3 separate regions of the Homo sapiens genome follow, and regions 1 and 2 are each linked to region 3. A link is an interaction called in ENCODE POLR2A ChIA-PET data of the cell type or tissue named here. Cell type or tissue: HepG2. All regions are shown on one strand. Links, peaks and the distances in the headings refer to the core of each region. The heading gives the core; the rest is flanking DNA. Region 1 overlaps HNRNPC (heterogeneous nuclear ribonucleoprotein C). Region 2 overlaps RPGRIP1 (RPGR interacting protein 1). Region 3 overlaps CHD8 (chromodomain helicase DNA binding protein 8).

The links. ChIA-PET counts read pairs that join two places held together with the same protein. Peaks named below come from ENCODE experiments on the same cell type or tissue, not always from the same donor. Only the 100,000 strongest peaks of a DNase experiment are listed, where the experiment ranks them.
Region 1: POLR2A ChIA-PET joins it to region 3 with 5 read pairs; 10 of 35 experiments call an interaction of 5 or more read pairs at or near these places.
Region 2: POLR2A ChIA-PET joins it to region 3 with 6 read pairs; 6 of 35 experiments call an interaction of 5 or more read pairs at or near these places.

What each region holds. Positions count from the first base shown.
Region 1 is chr14:21,253,309-21,261,106 of GRCh38, forward strand. The region is part of intron 2 of HNRNPC (heterogeneous nuclear ribonucleoprotein C); the gene reads right to left. Among named protein-coding and RNA genes, the nearest start is that of HNRNPC, 12 kb to the right of the region's middle. RefSeq lists an enhancer at 1,002-1,939. In HepG2, for the core only: no CTCF peak of the experiment used is centred there; no DNase peak of the experiment used is centred there.
Region 2 is chr14:21,302,038-21,307,037 of GRCh38, forward strand. RPGRIP1 (RPGR interacting protein 1) reads left to right here. Exons shown (of 25, transcript NM_020366.4): 5 at 451-547; 6 at 1,294-1,506. Among named protein-coding and RNA genes, the nearest start is that of RPGRIP1, 24 kb to the left of the region's middle. In HepG2, for the core only: no CTCF peak of the experiment used is centred there; a DNase peak (open chromatin) is centred at 694; H3K4me3 peaks cover 745 bases.
Region 3 is chr14:21,433,288-21,441,085 of GRCh38, forward strand. The region is part of intron 1 of CHD8 (chromodomain helicase DNA binding protein 8); the gene reads right to left. Among named protein-coding and RNA genes, the nearest start is that of CHD8, 19 kb to the right of the region's middle. RefSeq lists enhancers at 3,875-4,418, 4,206-4,365, 4,396-4,575, 7,603-7,798. In HepG2, for the core only: no CTCF peak of the experiment used is centred there; DNase peaks (open chromatin) are centred at 4,074 and 4,634; H3K4me3 peaks cover 2,031 bases; H3K27me3 peaks cover 392 bases.

The DNA of each region.
Region 1 (7,798 bases), core at 1,734-6,733, 180 kb before region 3:
TACTAAAAAAAAAAAAAAATACAAAAAATTAGCTGGATGCCTGTAGTCCCAGCTACTCCAGAGGCTGAGGCAGTAGAATGGCGTGAACCCAGGAGGCGGAGCTTGCAGTGAGAGAGATCACGCCACTGCACTCCAACCTCTAGACTCCATCTCAAAAAAAAAAAAAAAAAAAAAAAAGATAGCACCAAAGATGTGCATGCACCTGAAAACAAAAATTACATGTGAATCTCAAACTATACACAGAAATATAGACAACATTGTATCAATGTTTCACTCAAAATCTATCAACATTTTTACTATTCAACTTAAAAACTTAGCAAATCCTTCAGAATAATACAGGGTCAAATCTTAAAGCAAAAGATCCAAAGTAATTCACAAAACTAGAAATTAAGTATTAGTGGCCGCTAACACTGCCAATAAATTGCTAAACTTATTAGCTTCTGGAGAACAAACTTAAGAACTTTTTAAAATGTGCGGCCAGGCGCGGTGGCTCAGGCCTGTAATCCCAGCACTTTGGGAGGCTAAGGCGGGCAGATCACGAGGTCAGCAAATCGACACCATCCTGGCTAACACGGTGAATCCCCGTCTCTACCAAAAAAAAATTAAAAAATTAGCTGGGTGTGTTGGCACGCACCTATAGTCCCAGCTACTCAGGAGGCTGAGGCAGGAGAATGGCATGAACCCGGGAGAGGGAGCTTGCAGTGAGACCATGCCACTGCACTCCAGCCTGGGCTAGAGTGAGATTCCGTCTCAAAAAAAAAAAAAAAAAAAGTGCATACTCTGCCCACCTCCCCGGCAAAAAAGATGTGCATACCCTTGAATAATTATATTTCTGGGGCTTAAATGTAAGAAAATAAAGATATGCACAACTGTAGTTTTGACTGTCCAAAGCTTTGTTTACAAAAGAAAAAATGGGGACGAGTACAACAGTGTATTGGTAAAATAAAATATAGTACAAGTATACAATGTACCATGTAGTATTATAGAGTATATAATACTATGTAACTACTACAAATTTTTCAGAGATCTGTATCTACTAACATAAGCTATTCAGGTTAAATTTAAAATTATTACTTAAATATATATGCTGTATGACAGTGCTTTTTGAAGTTTATATAAGCCCCAAAAAGCCTGGAAGAACACCCCAAATGTTATCTTTGGATAGCTGTATTTTCTAAAAATGTTCTATGAGCATGTATTACTTTATTCGGATCAAAGGTAAGATAAAGATGAGGTACCTCCTCTCCCAAATCCACATCAATCTTCAGTCACTTGACTAGTATTCCTTTTCAAAGGAGTAATAAAACTCCATTTTAGCAAGCTGCGGTGGCTCACGCCTGTAATCCCAGCACTTTGGGAGGCCGAGATGGGCGGATTGCCTGAGGTCGCGAGTTCGAGACCAGCCTGGCCAGCATGGTGAAACCCTGTCTCTTGTAAAAATACAAAAATTAGCCAGGCGTGGTGGCAGGCGCCTGTAATCCCAGCTACTCGGGAAGCTGAGGCAGGAGAATCACTTGAATCCGGGAGGCGGAGGTTGCGGTAGGCGGAGGTTGCGGTGAGCCAAGATCGTGCCATTGCACTCCAGCCTGGGCAACAGAGCGAGACTCTAGTCTCAAAAAAAAAACAAAAAAAAAAACCAGAAAAACTCCATTTTAAACAGCATAGCCATAACTCTAGCATGAATTCCACAAACTTAAGGGTAATAGCATGAGAAAACTTTTCTTCTCGCTCTGAAGCTAGAAAACCCACTTATGTGAAGATTTTATTTAAAGGATCAATATAGGGAGTGACAATGCATTATGAATAGTTTATCCTCTTCAGAATACCTATTTTAGTTAGAGGACTGGAGGAAAATTTTTGTTCAAAATGTACTCTACTAAACTCCTAAATGTTATTCAAGACTAGCCAGAAAAGCCTAAATCTGGTTCAATGAACTCCTGGAGTTTTTTCAGTTTTAAAATCAACTCAGGAGCCATAGGTCAATATAATTAGAAAACAGGAAGAATATTTCAGACTGGTAAAGTCAGAATCAGATTAGGTAGAAATAATAAAAAAAAAGTTCTCTAATTCACTCTACCTCTTACAAATAGCCATGCTTTCTCAGTAGAGAATACATATTTTTAAAATGGTCAAGCTCTCCCAAATGTTGATACAGGCAACACGGTAGTCTATGTGCTCAAATGCTAACTCGACTCTATCACAGCTAAACCTTTTAAAGCAGTTTCTTCAACTATTAACACTGCTTACTAAACCCCTATTACACAGACTAGCTATGCTATTTATGCCCACACAGAATCACAAGAGTTGATGTACATTTTTAAGCTTTTTAATTAGAAGGAAAATACTACCACATTGATCATTATAATAGTCTTAAGCACATAGTACACAAGTTTCAAATCTCCTAAATCCCACTTCTTGCCCAGAGGCAATCAATGTTAATTGTTTGGCATATGTATTTCTGGACATATCTCTTATGTCTTTACATAGAAAAAAACAAATTCTACAGTTGGTGATAAGTGCTAAAGAGTATTTAGGAGAAGGGGAGCTTAAAGCGCTAAATAAGGGAAGACACATCACTAAGGGGGTAGCTTCTGAGTAAAAAGTCTCAGAGGAACTGAGGAACCAAACTGTATGAGTCAGAGAAAATTCCAAGGAAAAGCCCTAAAGTGGAAACATATCCAATGTGTTCAATACAGTTAAGAAGGCCAGTGTGGCTGAAGCACAGTATATTAACAGCAAGGGAAGGGACACAACAAATCACGTGGGATGCCCTGTAAATCACAGAAAAATTTTTGACTTCAATGCTGAAAAAGGCAGCCATTAGGTTGTTTGTTTTCAGGCAAAACATTTTTCAATGGCCAGGCGTGGTGGATCACGCCTGTAATCCCAGCACTTTGGGGAGGCAGAGACGGGCAGATCACAAGGTCAAGAAATCGAGACTATCCTGGCCAACATGGTGCAACCCTGTCTCTACTAAAAATAAAAAACAAATTAGCTGGGCTTGGTGGCTGGTGCCTGTAATCCCAGCTACTTGGAAGGCTGAGGCAGGAGAACTGCTTGAACCCGGGAGGCAGAGGTTGCGGTGAGCCGAGCTCGCACCACTGCACTACAGCCTGGGCAAAGAGAGCAAAACTCCATCTCCCCCCCAAAAAAAAAATCCTTCAAACAATACATTTTAGGATCAATCTAGCTATCACTTTTAAGAACAAAACTAGTGGGGAGGGACAAAAGAAATACAAACCTATTATATATAATAATGCACAGGAGACAAGGGTGGCTTGAAATTGGACCAAGTGTCGACAGTATGAGTAGTGGTATATTTTGAAGAGCTGACAGCATTTTTTCCTTTCTTTTTTTTGTGATAGGGTCTTGCTCTGTCACCCAGGCTGGAGTGCAATGGTGCGGGTGCGATCTCGGCTCACTGCAACCTCTGCTTCCTGGGCTCAAGCGATTCTCATGCCTGTCTCTCAAGTAGCTGGGACTACAGACACTTGCCACCACTCCTGGCTAATTTTTGTATATTTTTGAAGAGACAGGGTTTCACCATGTTGCCCAGGCCGGTCTCAAACCCCTGAGCTCAAGCGATGCGCCTCCCTCAGCCTCCCAAAGTGCTGGGATTACAGGCCTGAGCTACCACACCTGGCCAACATGATTTTCTAATAGGCCAAAGGTGAGAAGAGTAAAAGTCAAGGATGGCTAGCCAAAATCTTTGGCCCAAGAGACACAAAAATTGTTTCATTAACTGAAAAAGGCAACAGTACACAAGAGACTGGTTTGAGGCATGAACATCAGGAGCACAGTTTTGCACTTTTAAGTTGACATATTGGATATTCAACAGAGTTGTCATGCAGGTAAACTGAATTGGTATGACATTCGAAAGAAAAGTATAGGCTGTTGATCTTAAGTGTCGAAATCAGCTTATAGGTGGTATATTACATCATGAATGAATCTGAATGAAATTGGACCCAGAGTGTGGACAGAAAAGAGAAGTGGAAGGACTGAACCATGGGGCACTCCAACAGAAAGAAGTTTAACATGTAACAGAAACATGTAACAAAAACCTGGAAGCAAAGTAAAAAAAAAATAAAAACGTTTCAAGGAAGAGATCTGGTTAAATGGAACCAACAGGTCAAGTGAGATGAGGATTGAAAAAGGACCCCTGGGCTTAGTTAATGCATCCGTCTCCGTGGTTCTTTTTTAACCACAAATAATTTTTTTCTAACTGAAGTTCACTTCGGTTTTATAAGTCTTAGAAAAAAAAAAAAGATAGCTCACTTTTGTTTTTTTACTTTAAGAGATAGGGTCTCACTCTTGTCACCCAGGCTGGAGTACAGTGGCGCAATCATAACTCACACTGACCTCAAACTCCTGAACTCAATTAATTCTACCGCCTCAGCCTCCCAGGGAGCTACACTACAGCTGTGTGCCACCGTGCCCAGCTTTTTGTAGACAGGCTCTTGCTATGTTGCCAGACTTTCCTGGCCTTAAGCTATCCTCCAACTTCAGCCTCCCAAAGTGCTGGGATTATAGGCATAAACTGCTGCAACTGGCCTAAAGCTCACTTTTAAAATGTGCTTGCTTCCCTATTAACAATGCCATCACAACCATGGTAACATTTTACCAAGATACATCTACCTAAACATTAACTACCTTGCACATATACACATCTTTAAGCCATTTAAGGTGTTGGGAAATCAAGGGCAAAAATATAAACATATTTAGTTTTAAAATTTTAATAATAAAAGTCCAAAGTTGTTCTTTGGAACTTTAACCAAACTAAAATCTGTTTTTCTAGAATGCTCAGCCGGACACAGTGGCTCACGCCTGTAATCCCAGCACTTTGGGAAATCGAGGTGGGCGGATCACGAGGTCAGGATTTCTAGACCAGCCTGGCCAACATGGTGAAACCCCATCTCTACTAAAATATAAAAATTAGCTGGGTGTGGTGGTGCATGCCTGCAATCCCAGCTACTCAGGAGGCGGAGGCACAAGAATCGCTTGAACCCAGGAGGCGGAGGTTGCAGTGAGCCAGAGATCATGCCACTGCACTCCAGCCTGGTGACAGAGCGAGACTATGTCTCAAAAAAAAAAAAAAGTTCAACATATCAAAGTGACGAAAGGAGTCTACTATCATTAAGTGTTGAAATCTGCACCCTTAATCCCAGGGTTGAATCCATGCTAAACCACTAAAGCAGTTTAACTTTAGGCAAGTTATTTAAATTCTGTACTCCAATATTCTCACCTCTAAAACATGAATAACAGTATCTACTCCTACTCAAGGTTTTGATGATGATTAAGTTAACACAAACTCACAACTTTAACAGTGTTGGACATAGTCAAGTGTTTAGAATACTTCCATAAATTAATGTCCTGCTACTTTTTTCTGCCAAATCAGAAAGCCATTATATGACCCAACAAGGTATCAGAAATAATTAGTAATTTCCTGGAGCCTCATCAGTTCTCAACCTATCTTACTCAGACTGATTTTGCTCATTAATACACCCAATAAAAACTCATTTGAAAAACCAGGGCAAGTTATTGTTAGGCTTGGGATGATTATTTTCTTCAAGAGATTGAGACAGTGGCCTACTCTAATAGGTCTCCAAACTTACTGCCCTACTTGCCCTCTTAGTTCTCATCACTAATATTCCCTACACAACAGAAGATAAACCAGACCTCTTCTTCAAAATCCTTCAATAGATTCTACTTGTGCCCAAGACAGGATCTTAAACAAGACCCTCTAAGGTCCCGTGCTATGAAATGTTTGGTCCTTGCCTACCTCTCTAACTCCATCCCTCATCTATGTATTCTTGGTAATTATTTTCCAGTATTATTTCTTACTTGGAGGCCAAGTCTTGTTCCCCCTCATTATCTGTGCTTTCACATATGGTTTTCTTACAGAATGAGCTTCACCATTAGCTACTTCCACGTAGCTAAGCTTCCCTGGCAGCATCCCCCAAATTCCATGTTCTAATTTTGGTTCCCTTGCCATCTTCTCATCCACGCTCTTCTTTTCCTTCATCGATCCTTACTGTGAAAAGTGCCATTTACTTTGTTTCTTCCCTCAATGATCTATAATATCTAAGAGGGCAGGGGACATGTTTTGTTCATCCCTATATGCCCAAACCTAATGATTTTCAAATAGTACTCAGATACTTAATAAAACATCTTATACTTGAATGTTCCTTGAATACCTCCAAGATGTTTAAAATATTCTTTTTCCCACCCTCAAACTATAATCTGCTCCCTTCATTCATTCCCCAATATCTATCCCTATCCCAGAAGCTAGAAACCAGCAATCATGCCAAATCTGTGTTCTTGTCCACCTTATCACATCCATCCTGAGATGCTCCTAATTTTACCTCCTAATCTCTAATCTCATAGCATTACCTTTGTCCAAGCCAGGTCGTTATTCTTTCTTGGATTTTAATATCTCCTTTATTAATCTCCTACTTCCAATCTCATTTCCTCTACACCATTTCCATACTGTTATTAGAAAGACATTCCTAAAAATTAAAATCTTCCAGGAGTTTTTGAGACCAGCCTGGGAAACAAAATGAGACCTGTCTCCACCAAAAAAAAAAAAAAACAATAAAAAATAGTCAGGTGGGCCGGGCGCGGTGGCTCACGCCTGTAATCCCAGCACTTTGGGAGGCCGAGGCGGGCGGATCACGAGGTCAGGAGATCGAGACCATCCCGGCTAAAACGGTGAAACCCCGTCTCTACTAAACATACAAAAAAATTAGCCGGGCGTAGTGGCGGGCGCCTGTAGTCCCAGCTACTTGGGAGGCTGAGGCAGGAGAATGGCGTGAACCTGGGAGGCAGAGCTTGCAGTGAGCCGAGATCGTGCCACTGCACTCCAGCCTGGGCAACAGAACAAGACTCCATCTCAAAAAAAAAAAAAAAAAATTAGCCGGGCATAGTAGCAGGTGCCTGTAATCCCAGGTACTCGGGAGGCTGAGACAGAGAACTGCTTGAAACCAGGAGGCAGAGGTTGTGGTGAGCCAAGATCACACCACTGCACTCCAGTCTAGGTGACAGAGCGAGACTCCGTCTTATTTAAAAAAAAAAAAAAAAAAAAATCCCTTTATGTGATTAAGGTAGAAGGAATAAATTTATAAATTTAAAGTTATAAATAAAAATAATAAAAAAAGGATTCCCTGACCTCTCAGGGTTAGTTAGGTAACCATTTCTGCATGCTTTCTTTTTTTAAAAAGAGATGGGGTCTCGCTGGGTGCGGCAGCTCACACCTGTGATCCCAAAACTTCAGGAGGCTGAGGCGGGTGGATCACCTGAGGTCAGGAACTTGAGACCATCCTGGCCAACATGGCATCTCTACTGAACCCTGTCTCTACTAAAAATAGAAAAATTTAAGGCCAGGTGCAGTGGCTCATGCCTGTAATTCCAGCACTTTGGGAGGCCGAGGCGGGCAGACCATGAGATCAGGAGTTTGAGACCAGCCTGGCCAACATGGTGAAACCTCGTCACTACTAAAAATACAGAAATTAGCCGTGCATGGTGGTCCGTGCCTGTAGTCTCAGCTACTCGGGAGGCTGAGGCAGGAGAATCGCTTGAACCCGGGAGGTGGAGGTTGCAGTGACCCAAGATGGCACCACTGCACTCCAGCCTGGGAAACAGAGCGAGACTGTCTCAAAAAAAAAAAAAAAAAAAAAGATGGGGTCTCATTATGTTGCCCAGCCTGGAGTGCAGTGGATAATCACATCACACACTACAGTCTCTCAAATCCTGGGCCAAGGGACCCTCCTGCCTCAGCCTTCCAATTAGTTGTGACTACAGG
Region 2 (5,000 bases), core at 1-5,000, 130 kb before region 3:
CACTTATTTTGCTTAGTGTGGTCCTATAATTTCAAGTTCCATACTCCAGACAACCAAACGCATGCAAAAACAACTGAAAGTAGAAAACTTGCATGAATTTAAATTTCAGTTCCATTTAACAGTTCAGCATAGCTGGCCACCTGTTATGTACTGGGCACTAGATACAAAGATGGTTAGAGTTAGACACACAGTCTCTGCCCTGGACAAGCTTCCACCTTTCTTTTTTCTTCCTATTTGTACTTACTCACTTGAGGATCTATAGTCTGGCTGACTTTAGTTGCAGTTTTTTGCAAGAGTAAAAAAAAAACTGCTCCTCGGGGACCATTTGTCATACAAGGGTTTCACCCAGGTCTCAAGACTCTATGCCCAGCCCTTCATGTTCCAGTTTCAGTACTTGGTGTTCCGGAGGGTACTGTTGCCCGAGTCTGCATCTTCTGTCTAAACTTTTAGGGCCAAGGGACAGGCTGAGCTACACAGCCCCTCCATCGTTTAAGGAGCATGCGACAAATGAAAACAGAGGTGAAGTAGCCAGTAAACCCAGTGAACTGTGAGTTCTTCTCATTTATCCCATGTTGTTATTCCTGCCACTTTAATTAGAAAGACATCATTTAGGGAACAAATGAATGTTGGTGATTTGAGTCTTTTCAGCATGATCAGGGAAGATGAAAGTCGACCCTAGGTCAAATTCCAACTTCATTGCTTAAAAGTGGAAAACAAGCGTCTCTCTGTTCTCTGAGGAAATGAAAATAAAGGTCCATTTCTCAGTTGAAGGTATTCCCTCTATTTACATTTATATTTTTTTCCTTAGGTCATAATTCCTTTGTTGTGTTTTTTTTTTTTTTTTTTTTTTGAGATGGAGTCTTGCTCTGTTGCCCAGGCTGGAGTGCAGCAGCGTGATCTTGGTTCACTGCAACCCCTGCCTCCCAGGTTCAAGCAATTCTCCTGCCTCAGCCTCCTAAGTAGCTGGGACTACAGGCATGTGCCACCATGCCCAGCTAATTTTTGTATTTTTAGTGGACACAGGGTTTCACTATGTTGGCCAGGCTTGTCTCCAACTCCTGACCTTGTGATCTGCTCGCCTTGGCCTCCCAAAGTGCTGGGATTACAGGTGTGAGCCACCACGCCTGGCCCATAATTCCTTTATGTTTTGTTTGACATTTGAAAGCTGTATTTTATAAGATTTTCCTCGACATGTACCAAGGTTACTGATTCACTTAATTTCTTTTTATATGTGTAAGAACCCAATTCTAAACTCCTGTAACAACAGTTTCTAAGTATCCTTTTTGTATTTAGTGTTTCTGGTTCTAACAGCATAATTTCTTTCAGCAGTGTCATAAGTATGGCTAAACCCATTGGTCTATGCATGCCTAACAGTGCCCACATCATGGCCAGCAATACCATGCAAGTGGAAGAGCCACCCAAGTCTCCTGAGAAAATGTGGCCTAAAGATGAAAATTTTGAACAGAGAAGCTCATTGGAGTGTGCTCAGAAGGCTGCAGAGCTTCGGTAAGAGTGTGGCACTCCATGCCTCAAACCAAAACGAACTGAAAAAGCTAAGAGATTCTTATTTATACCTTTCCTCCATCTCAGAGGAAAAGAGTGTTTGGGATTAAATTCAATCGGAGTAGTAGACACGGAGTCCCTCGTAGGTTAAGAAATGGATTAACCTGCGGGCACCATGGATCACGCCTGTAATCCCAGCACTTTGGGAGGCCGAGGCAGGCCGATCACCTGAGGTCAGGAGTTCGAGACCAGCCTCGCCAACATGGAGAAACCCTGTCTCTACTAAAAATACAAAAATTAGCCAGGCATGGTGGCAGGCACCTGTAAATCCCAGCTACTAGGGAGGCTGAGGCAGGAGAATCACTTGAACCTGGGAGGCAGAGGTTTCAGTGAGCTGAGATAACGCCATTGCACTCTAGCCTGGGCAACAAGAACAAAACTTGGTCTCAAAAAAAAAAAAAGAAAAGAAAAGAAAAGAAATGAATTAACCTTCTGGGCGCAGTGGCTCACGCCTGTAATCCCAGCACTTTAGGAGGCCAAGGCAGGTGGATCACCTGAGATCGGGAGTTCAAGACCAGCCTGGCCAACGTGGTGAAACCCCGTCTGTACTAAAAATACAAAAAAACTAGCCAGGTATGGTGGCCGGTGCCTGTAATCCCAGCTACTCAGGAGGCTGAGGCAGGAAAATCCCTTGAACCTGGGAGGCGGAGGTTGCAGTGAGCCGAGATTGCACCATTGCACTCCAGCCTGGGCAACAAGAGCAAAACTCTGTCAAAAAAAAAAAAAAGAGGAAAGAAGGAAGGAGGGAGGGAGGGAAGGAAGGAAGGAAGGGAGGGAGGAAGGAGAGAGAGAAAGAAAGAAAGAAAGAAAGAAAGAAAGAAAGAAAGAAAGAAAGAAAGAAAGAAATTAACCTAAAGGAGATAAGTTTATGTATAAAAGGATATTTGCTGCCTCACTATATAGAAGGAAAACGACTTCATCCTCATCACCAGATAGGGATTCTTAGCCCTCTCTGTGCATAAATTCCTGGAAAACTTTTTTAAAAATGTATTTTTCAGACAAGTTTTAGTTTTATAGCAAAATTAAGCAGGAAATAGAGTTCCTGTATACCCATTGCCTCCATACACACACAGCCTCCCCAACTATCAGCACCCCGTACCAGAGTGGTGCATTTGTTACAATCAGTGAAACTACATTGACACATCATTATCACCTGACCATCATTTAATAGTTTACATTAGGGTTCATTCTTGGTGTTGTACATTCTTTTTTTTTTTTTGAGATGGAGTCTCGCTCAGTTGCCCAGGCTGGAGGGCAGTGGCGTGATCTCGGCTCACTGCAAGCTCTGCCTCCTGGGTTCATGCCGTTCTCCTGCCTCAGCCTCCTGAGTAGCTGGGACTACAGGCGCCCGCCACCATGCCCGGCTAATTTTTTTGTATTTTTAGTAGAGACGGGGTTTCACCATGTTAGCCAGGATGGTCTCGATCTCCTGACCTCGTAATCCGCCTGTCTCAGCTTCCCAAAGTGCTGGGATTACAGGCGTAAGCCACTGCGCCTGGCCGGTGTTGTACATTCTATGGGTTTTGACAAATGTGTAAGGACATGTATCCATCATTATAGCATCATACAGAATAGCTTTACTCCCCCAAAAGTCCTCTGTGTTCCACCTAGTCATGTCTTTTACCTCCAGTCCTGGCAACCACTGATCTTTTTACTGTCTCCAGTTTTGCCTCTTCTAGAATGTCATATAGTTGGGATTACACAGTATGTGGCCTTTTCAAATTGGCTTCTTTCACTTAGTAATATGCATTTAAGCTTGCTCCATGTCTTTTAAGGTTTGAAAGCTCATTTTTTCAAAACACCAAATAACATTCGATTGTCTACATGTACCAGTTTATTTATCCATTCAGCTACCGAAAGATGTCTTAGTTGCTTCCAAGTTTTGGCAATTATGAATAAAGCTGCTATTAACATTATGTGTCGTTTTTTGTATGGATATAAGTTTTCAACCTGGAGATATTTTAAAACCACAGATCCAGGCCGGGTGCGGTGGCTTATGCCTGTAATCCCAGTACTTTGGGAGGCCAAGGTGGGTGGATCATTTGTGGTCAGGAGATCGAAAACAGCCTGGCCAACATGGTGAATCCCCATCTTTACTGAAAATACCAAAATTAGCCGGGTGTGATGGCTCATGCCTGTAATTCCAGCTACTTGGGAGGCTGAGGCAGGCGAATAGCTTGAACCCGAGAGGCAGGGGTTGCACTGGGCCAAGATTATGCTACTGCACTCCAGCCTGGGCAACAGAGCAAGACTCTGTCTCAAAAACAAAACAAAACAAAACAAAAAAAGACCATAACAGATCCCTGGGCCCCATCTCTGAGATTCCCTTTCAATTATTTGGGGGGTAGAATTCAGGCAGTGTAATTTTAAGATCTCTCCAGGTTATTCTAATCAGCAGCTAGACAGGGAATCAATGAGATAGAGTGGAGTGAACCCAAATCCTCCCCAGTATCTCTTTCAATCTTTCAAACAATAAAGAAAACGTGAGCTCCTAGGTTCAGGAATAATAGTCTTTTTTTTTTTTTTTTTTTTTTTTTTTTTTTTTTTTTGAGACAGAGTCTCACTTTGTTGCCCAGGCTGAAGTGTAGTGGCACCTTGTCAGCTCACTGCAATCTCCATCTTCCGGGTTCAAGCAAATTCTCCTGCCTCAGCCTCCTGAGTAGCTGGGATTACAGGCACCCACCACCACACCTGGCTAATTTTTATATTTTTAGTAGAGAGGGGGTTTCACCATGTTGGCCAGGCTGGTCTCGAACTCCTGACCTCAGGTGATTCGCCTTCCTCGACCTCCCAAAGTGCTGGGATTACAGGCGTGAGCCCCTGCGCCCAGCCTAATCTTCTTTCTATTATTTTATTTTATTTTATTTTTATTTTCCGAGACAGAGACTCACTCTGTCACCCAAGCTGGAGTGCAGTGGCGAGATCTCAGCTCACTGTAATCTCCACCTCCCAGGTTCAAGTGATTCTCCTGCCTCAGCCTCCCGAGTAGCTGGGACTACAGGTGTGCGCCACCATGCCCAGCTAATTTTTGTATTTTTAGTAGAGACGGGGTTTCACCACGTTGGCCAGGATGGTCTTAATCTCTTGACCTCGTGATCCACCCGCCTCAGCCTTCCAAAGTGCTGGGATTATAAGCGTGAGCCACCGTGCCGGGTGTATTTTACTATTATTATTATTATTATCATTATTTTTTGAGACAGTCTCACTCTGTTGTCGCCAGGCTGGAGTGCAGTGGTGCAATCTCGGCTCACTGCAACCTCCCCCTCCCAGGTTCAAGCAATTCTCCTGCTTCAGCCTCCTGAGTAGCTGGGACTACAGGTGCGCACCACCACACCCAGCTAATTTTTGTATTTTTAGTAGAGATGGGGTCTCACTATGTTGGCCAGGATGGTCTCAATCTCTTGACCTCGTGATCTGCCCGCCTCAACTTCCCAAAG
Region 3 (7,798 bases), core at 1,212-6,211:
TCACAAAATCCATGTCTAGGGTTTTAAGTTCATGAAACTAGTGGAAAAAAGAAAAGCTATCAAAGACAGGGAAGTATATCACCATAAAACCCAAATATATGAAAAAGAAATATCTGTTCTTTGTATATGATGACAGTATTTGACAATACAGGAAAGTCTTGCTTGGTAAGACCATTTCTCCTAACTTTTGGAAGACACCAGATAAGAAATTTGTCAGAGGCACAGTCCTGACTGAAGGAGACTTTTCCATATAACCCCCATGCTATGTTTTTTCCTTCCCAACCCATCTCACTTATCCTTATAAAACAATATAATATGGGTTAATATATCAGATACTCCAAAACAGACAAAGAGAACAAACACGTGAGTCAAAATTACAAAGTATACATGGTATCTCCAACAATGTTAAACAAGATCGTCCTTGCTTCAGTAATTGCATACTTTTCATATCTCAACCCAAGATCCATACCATCTCCCATTCCTGGCTAGCCTATTCCACCAGCTCATTCCAGCCTCTCATATCTAATATTTGCCTCCAAATTACTCAAAATGGCAATCAGGAAAGTTATGAATGCTTCCTGATTTAACGAAAACCTACTCAATAACTTGATATTAATAAATTTCCTTCCCATTATCATCAGCTTTTTTCCAGTATACCTACTTTGGCACCAATTATTTTTCATTCTCTACTCACCGTCAGAAGTTAAAGTATCTACAGCTAGGAGTAATATAAAAACAACAGTGAAAGTTTCTTTTTTTTTTTTTTTTTTTTTCTGAGACAGAGTTTCACTCTTGTCGCCCAGGCTGGAGTGCAATGGCGCGATCTCGGCTCACCGCAACCTCTACCTCCTGGGTTCAAGCGATTCTCCTGCCTCAGCCTCCCGAATAGCTGGGATTACAGGCCTGCGCCACCACACTCGGCTAATTTTGTATTTTTAGTAGAGACAGGTTTTCGCCACGTTAGTCAGACTGGTCTCGGACTCTCGACTTCAGAGGTGAGCCGTCGCCTCAGCCTCCCAAAGTGCTGGGATTATAGGCATGAGCCACCACGCTGAAAGTTTCTACTAACCAGAAGTTTACGTTGCAAATAGTTTATAGCCTGCTCCTTATTCCATGGAGTATTTTGTCGCTTCCATGATTCCTTGCTATTTGTTAATTCTAATGCTCTTCCTTTCCCCCATAATGATCCAATCTTAGGCCCAGATTTTTTTTTTTTTAAATAGGAGAAACAAGGCTGATGGTTTCTGATGAATCTCCTTACCCCCATATGACTTAGTATAAGCTTTTTAAAGATCAATGCATTGTCATTTATCTCTCCCTTCCCAATTTTCGAACCAAATTTCTGCTTCTTCTAGTTCGGTCTATGCCTAATAATTCAAAAACCTTGCCACCAAGTATCATTACTTCTCAGTCCCATCATTCTCACCTATACTGACCCAATTCATCTCATATTTTTATGCTAGTTTCCTACTTCTTTTCTAGTTCCTATCTTTAAACTGTCCTTGACTCTTACAAGATTAAACCTTCTCCCAACATACATCTAACTTTTTTTAACCCTCCTTCTACTACTACTTGTGGGTCACCCTGGCTATATCCACATACGGCCTATTTATTCTACCAAGCTCATCTATCTCATGAATCCTCTCAACCATCTCATGAATTCTCTTTCCTTGATTCAAACCCTAATAGCAAAAATGAACAGATGTTAAGTTGGTTTCAATGCAAAGTAACTGCCTAGATAAAGAAGTCACACCAACTTTTATCATATTAAGAATGAAAAGCCAGTGTTGGCCCACCAGTCCCCAAAAGAGAAACACATGTATGTGCTCAAAAGGAAAGACAAAACTTAGTGGTTGTACTTAGTCACTTTCCATAATTACAAACTAATGACCAGAATCATGACAGAAATCTTGGAGGGCATGTAGGGGGTGAGGGATGGCAGTGGAAGGGAAAAGTAACAAACTAGTCAGTTAAGGTTAAAATCCAAGCCCATCTATCTATAATCGCCAAGTAACAATACAGTTACCTGTAGAAAAATACTTTATTATATATGCCAGTATAGCCCTTCACTTCATCTCCTTCTTAAAGGTGAAACTACTGCTTCCCCTTGAGACAAGTACAAACTGATGTTCTTCTGCAGCTTTACCACCTTTAATACAGTTCTTGATTTTTTTGGAAATCTAGAGTCCCAACTCTCTCATTCTTATTTGACATTATTCCTCACCCTTGCCCATTTCTATAATAAACTGTCTGTCCTATGATAAAGTATTTTGTTTTAATTCTACCCTATATTTTTCCATCTCAATCTCTCCATACCTTTCAACAAAGCAGTGATTCTCAACCAGGGGATGGAGACTAAGGCCCTTAAGAAGGGCTTCTGGGAACCGAGGGTGGAGATAAATGTGCAGTTCTTAAAGGTGTATTCAATATTATAATTTTATATTTATCAAGTGAAAAAACTACATCTCATTGTTTAGGCTATTTATATTTATTAACACTGGACAAAGCCTTCTTGGCCAGTGAAGATCTGTAAAAGACACGTGAGGAGTAGAGGGCAGAGAAAGAAACATTCCTGGCTTGGCAGAGTTACCAGTATCTTTGGGATGGGATAAGATTTCCTATAGCCTCTCAAAAGGAGTTTATCATCATTTACTGTTTATGATGGATGAGAAACACTGCAAGAGATTAGTTCTGTCGTCTAATAGATAAAATTATGTAAAATGAGCTACAGATATCTATTGCCCACTTATAGATTTCTCCGTAGTGACAACCTCTTAGAAGACAATGAACGAATGCAGTATTGAGCCATGCTGACCTCTTTCTGTAATGTGCACTTTTAGAAAGTACCACTCATGACCACTTAACCTCTAGCTGCTCAAAGGTTCAGAAAAGAATAAACTATTTTATTTACTTCAAAGAACAAATCTTGTTGTTGGAAACTGTATCCTTTCAAGAAGATCAGTTGCAGATAGACATAAATACATGTTACTGAAACATAAGATGGGTAGAAGCAGCTTAATTTAAATGAGAAATACCTTGAAAATAAAATAATCCAAAGGGCTAAAATGAAAATCACCAACATAATTTTAAAAGAGAAGTATTTTAAAACTGTACCATGAAGACATTCGTGAGACACGAAGGGTCTCAAATCTTATACAGAAATGAAAAATAAACATCCAAAGTGAATGCAATCACAATTTAGGGTCAGCAAAGGATCAGGATGGAAAGACATAGGACCAAATTGGAGCCACTCAGATTTCCTAAGTAGATCAAGATCCTAGGCCATTTTCTCTGTCTTCACCATTCTCACTGCCAAATGTGTGGCTACTCTGTTTCTGTTTTCCAATTACTGAAAGAGAAAGCACTCACACCTCAATCAAGGGTATGGTCATTTGGGGGAATATAAGGCTGGTAAAGTAAGACCTTGTGAATAAATCGGAAAAGCAAAATAGGCAACTACGACAGCTAAAGACATGTATTTTCAGGGGGTAAAGAAGAAACTAGAGAGATTCTGCACTCATGAAAAAAGGGAAAGGGCGAGGTGAGGAAGTGAGGGGTTGATGGAGAGGAAAACGCGACTGGGGTGGGGGTGGGGGGGACCCGGGTACATTACCTGCTCATACTGCCGGGGTTGGTGCCAGTAAGGTCCATACAGCAGAGGCGGAAGATTTCTGGTAACTGGAGACCCCAAAATGGAAATGAGGTACATGCACTTGAGGTAAGGAGCTAGCGGGGGTGCCCTCCAGGGTGGGGATGGCCAAGACGGGAAGATGCGGGGGGTGGGGGGTGTGGATGCCCGGGATAGGAGCAATGTTAGGGCGGAAGCTGCAGGCCGAGAGGCCCGACAAGCCCTGAAGGAGAAAACGAGCTGTGCCTCACCCCAGTGGAGGAGAGAGGTGGCTTTACCTGCAGTGGCTGTGGGGGGCCGGTTCGCCCCTCTCCCTGTCTCTCCAGCACCAGTTCCCCCTCCTCCTGCGCAACCTAACCTGATGCTCCTGCCCGCCCCGCGCCATCATTGGCTGAAGCGCACTGCCACTCACCAAAGGCGAAAAGACGCAAAACAGCGCAAAGGGTGGGACTATAAGGAGCTCCCTTCCCCCTCCCCCGCAGGTTAGGTTGAGAGCGCACGGAGAGGCCTATCCGGTTTCTAGGGCCGAGGCGAAGCCTGCAGCTTGCTTGAAAAAAGGGGGCTGGCCAGAGGAACAGTCTCATAGTACGCGAAACCAGTCCTGGAGATTAAATTCCCTACCATCTACTCTGAATTCTTCACCCTGAAGAGTATAAACTTGGGAGGGAGGGTTCCGCGCTAGGCCAGCTCCGCCTCCCTCTGAATCCCCGGCCTTCTAGCAGCCCTGTCAACCCCTCTCCTGTAGTGACTACACCGTATCCCACTACCTAATAAAAGGGGCCAAATCTTCTTCCCTCCATCGTGGGAGTCAGCCCAGCTGGAATATGGGGCCTTTTAAAGCACTCTTTCTGCCACAACACATAAGGTTGCCGTGCATTTTTGACACTGTGACCCTTCAATACCAATACGGCTTTTTAGACAGTAATTCCTGGGGCCCTCTAACAATTCCCGACCCTTAGCCCGCTCAAAACAAACACTCCTCACCCTCTAAACTCGGTTTCCTGTTCTCCCATCTCTTGAAACTCAGCCCATTTGACCTTTTAATCAGTGTCCACTTTGCGATGTCACTTGAAATCACTCTAATTCCCAGTGAGACTAGACAACCCCAGAATGATGGTGTGCAAGCTTAAATCCACCAAAGTAAACTTGTTTTTTCCTTTTTTGAGACAGAGTCTGACTCTGTCGCCCAGGCTGGAGTGTAGTGGCGCAATCTTGGCTCACTGCAACCTCCGCCTCGCGTGTTCAAGCGATTCTCTTGCCTCAGCCTCCCGAATAGCTGGGATTACAGGCGCCTGCCACCACACCTAGCTAATTTTTGTATTTTTAGTAGAGACAGGGTTTCACTATGTTGGCTAGGCTGGTCTCGAACTCCTGACCTCAAGTGACCCACCCACCCCAGCCTCCCAAAGTGCTGGGATTACAGGCGTGAGCCATCACGCCCAGCCAGGACACTGTTATTAAAAAGAGCAGTTTAGTCCGGGTGCAGTGGTGGCTCATGCCTGCAATCCCAGCACTTAGAGAGGCCGAGGTGGGCAGATCGCTTGTATCCAGGAGTTCAAGACCAGCTTGGGCATTACATAGTAACACCTAGTCTCTTAAAAAAAAAAAAAAAAAAAGAAAGAAAGAAAAAAGAAAGATGCCGGGCGCAGTGGCTCACACCTGTAATCCCAGCACTTTGGGAGAGCGAGGCGGGCAGACCACAAGGTCAAGAGATCTAGACCATCCTGGTCAACATGGTGAAACCCCGTCTCTACTAAAAATACAAAAATTACTGGGCGTAGTGGCATTCGCCTGTAGTCCCGGCTACTTGGGAAGCTGAGGCAGAATCGCTTGAACCTGGGAGGCAGAGGTTGCAGTGAGCCAAGATCACCCCACTGCACTCCAGCCTGGTGACACAGCGAGACTCTGTCTTAAAAAAAAAGCCAAAAAAAGCCAGGTGCAGTGGCTCACACCTGTAATCTCAGCATTTGGGAGGCCAAGGTGGGCAGATCACTTGAGGCCAGGAGTTTGAGACCAGCTTGGCCAACATAGCGAAACCCCATCTCTACTAAAAATACAAAAACTAGCTGGGAGTGGTGGCACTCACCTGTAGTCCCAGCTACTGGGGAGGGTGAGGCACGAGGATTGCTTGAACCCAGCAGGTGGAGGGTGCAGTGAGCCAAGATCATGCCAAGGCACTCCAGCCTGGGCAACACAGTGAAACAATGTCTCAAAAAAGAAAAAAAAAGGGCGGCTTATCTCCTGACCATTAGTTTCCTCTGAAAGTATCCTCAACATTGAAATCCTATTTTCTTATACTCTGAGGACACAAATTAGGAAAATCAACTTGCTTTAGATGTCTTATTTTTTAAAGATCCTAGCATTACCACTGTCGCTAAAAACACCTAATTACCACTCCTGTAAACAGCAATACTGTTTTCCCATTCACTGTGGCTCAAAACCTCAACAGTCTCTAAAACCTCCCCCCTGTAGCCACCATCCAATCATTTGCCAAGTGTCATTGATTCTCTTACAATATATAACAAAGATTTTGGAGCTGCCAAAGACTCTGTCAACCTTCTTAGTGTATAGATGAGAAAACTGAGGCTTAGAGAGTTGAATGTTTGACTATGAAACTAAGTGGCAAGTTAGGATTCATATATCTGACTCCTATTTCTGCTGCCATCTCCCTTACTTATGTAGTTGCTTATGTAAGAGAAAAGCCTCATAAAAAATCTCTCTACTCACCCTACTAATCCATTCTGCAACCAGATTAATATCCTAAAACACGGTATGGCCAAATCAAACTTGTGCTGGAAAATTTTCAAAGGCTCCCAATTACTTAAGACAATATCTTATATTTCCTGTCTTATTTTCTACCATTTGTCTACATATACTTGCTAGCCAAAAAAAGACAAATTACTATTGTCGTATTTTTTCTAATCTGAGCCTAATATTGCTGCCTTCAAATTATACACATCTTTAATTTCTTTCTTTGCATTACCAAAATCTTACTTATTATCCTCTAAGTTCAACATCAAATGCTTCTTATTACTTCAATATGTATTGAGTATGTAACATGCCAAGTAATCTGCTAGCATTAGGGATCCAAAAACAAGTAAGACATAATCCCTACCCTCAACTCACAGTAAGTAAGAGTGCATTTGTGTATGTATGTGGGAAGAGGGTAAAGAGTAGGCAGTATGACAACAGTGACAAATAAAAACAATTATAATACAAGGTGACACATTCAATAAGACCAGCAGGGGCTCAGGAGGAAAAAACATCAATAAAGTAGTTTCTCTTTTTTGTTGCTGGTTTTTTTTTCTTGAGATGGAGTCTCACTCTGTTGCCCAGGCTGGAGTGCAGTAGTGCGATCTCGGCTCACTGCAACCTCTGCCTCCCGGGTTCAAGTGATTCTCCTGCCTCAGCCTCCCGGGTAGCTGGGATTACAGGCGTCCACCACCATGCCCGGCTAATTTTTGTATTTTTAGTAGAGATGAGGTTTCACCATGTTGGCCAGGCTGGTCTCGAACTCCTGACCTCAGGTGTTCCACCCACCTCAGCCTCCCAAAGTGCTGAGATTACAGGTGTGAGCCACCGCATCCAGCCAAGAAAATAGTTTCTTAAACAATGAGGAAAAGTTACCAGGTGGGAGGGAAAGGTGGGCTGTAAGAAAGGGATATTCAGGCAGCAGGGACAGGAAGAGGGAAGGCAAAACAAAGCATAGCAATGAGAAACAGCATGAGACATGTAGAGGAAACTCTAGTTCTGTAGTTCAGCCTTGCTAAAGTGTAAATCGCGAAGAAGGAACTGGATAGAGATGAAGCCGAAGGGACAGGTAAGGGCCAGAGCGTGGAGAGCCTTGAATAACATTTTCTTACAGGTGGATGAGGAGCCACTGAAACATGGAATAACGTAATCAGAATTACATTTTGGTTAGCTAACTCTGGCTCTAGGGGGTGAGAGGACAGAGGACACAGAAGCAGTTAGGAGGCTGCTGAGACCAGAAAGGAGTTGTATAGTGAACATTTGCTAGTTTTTTTCTGCTCAGCAACCAAAAGGCCCCTTCCTATATTTTCCATGGAAAGCTGGATCTTATCTCCCCATATGGAGCCTGGGGAGATAGGGTTCAATTGCCTCCTCCCCTTCCTAGCAAAGAGGAAGTATGCATGCACATGACCTAGGCTA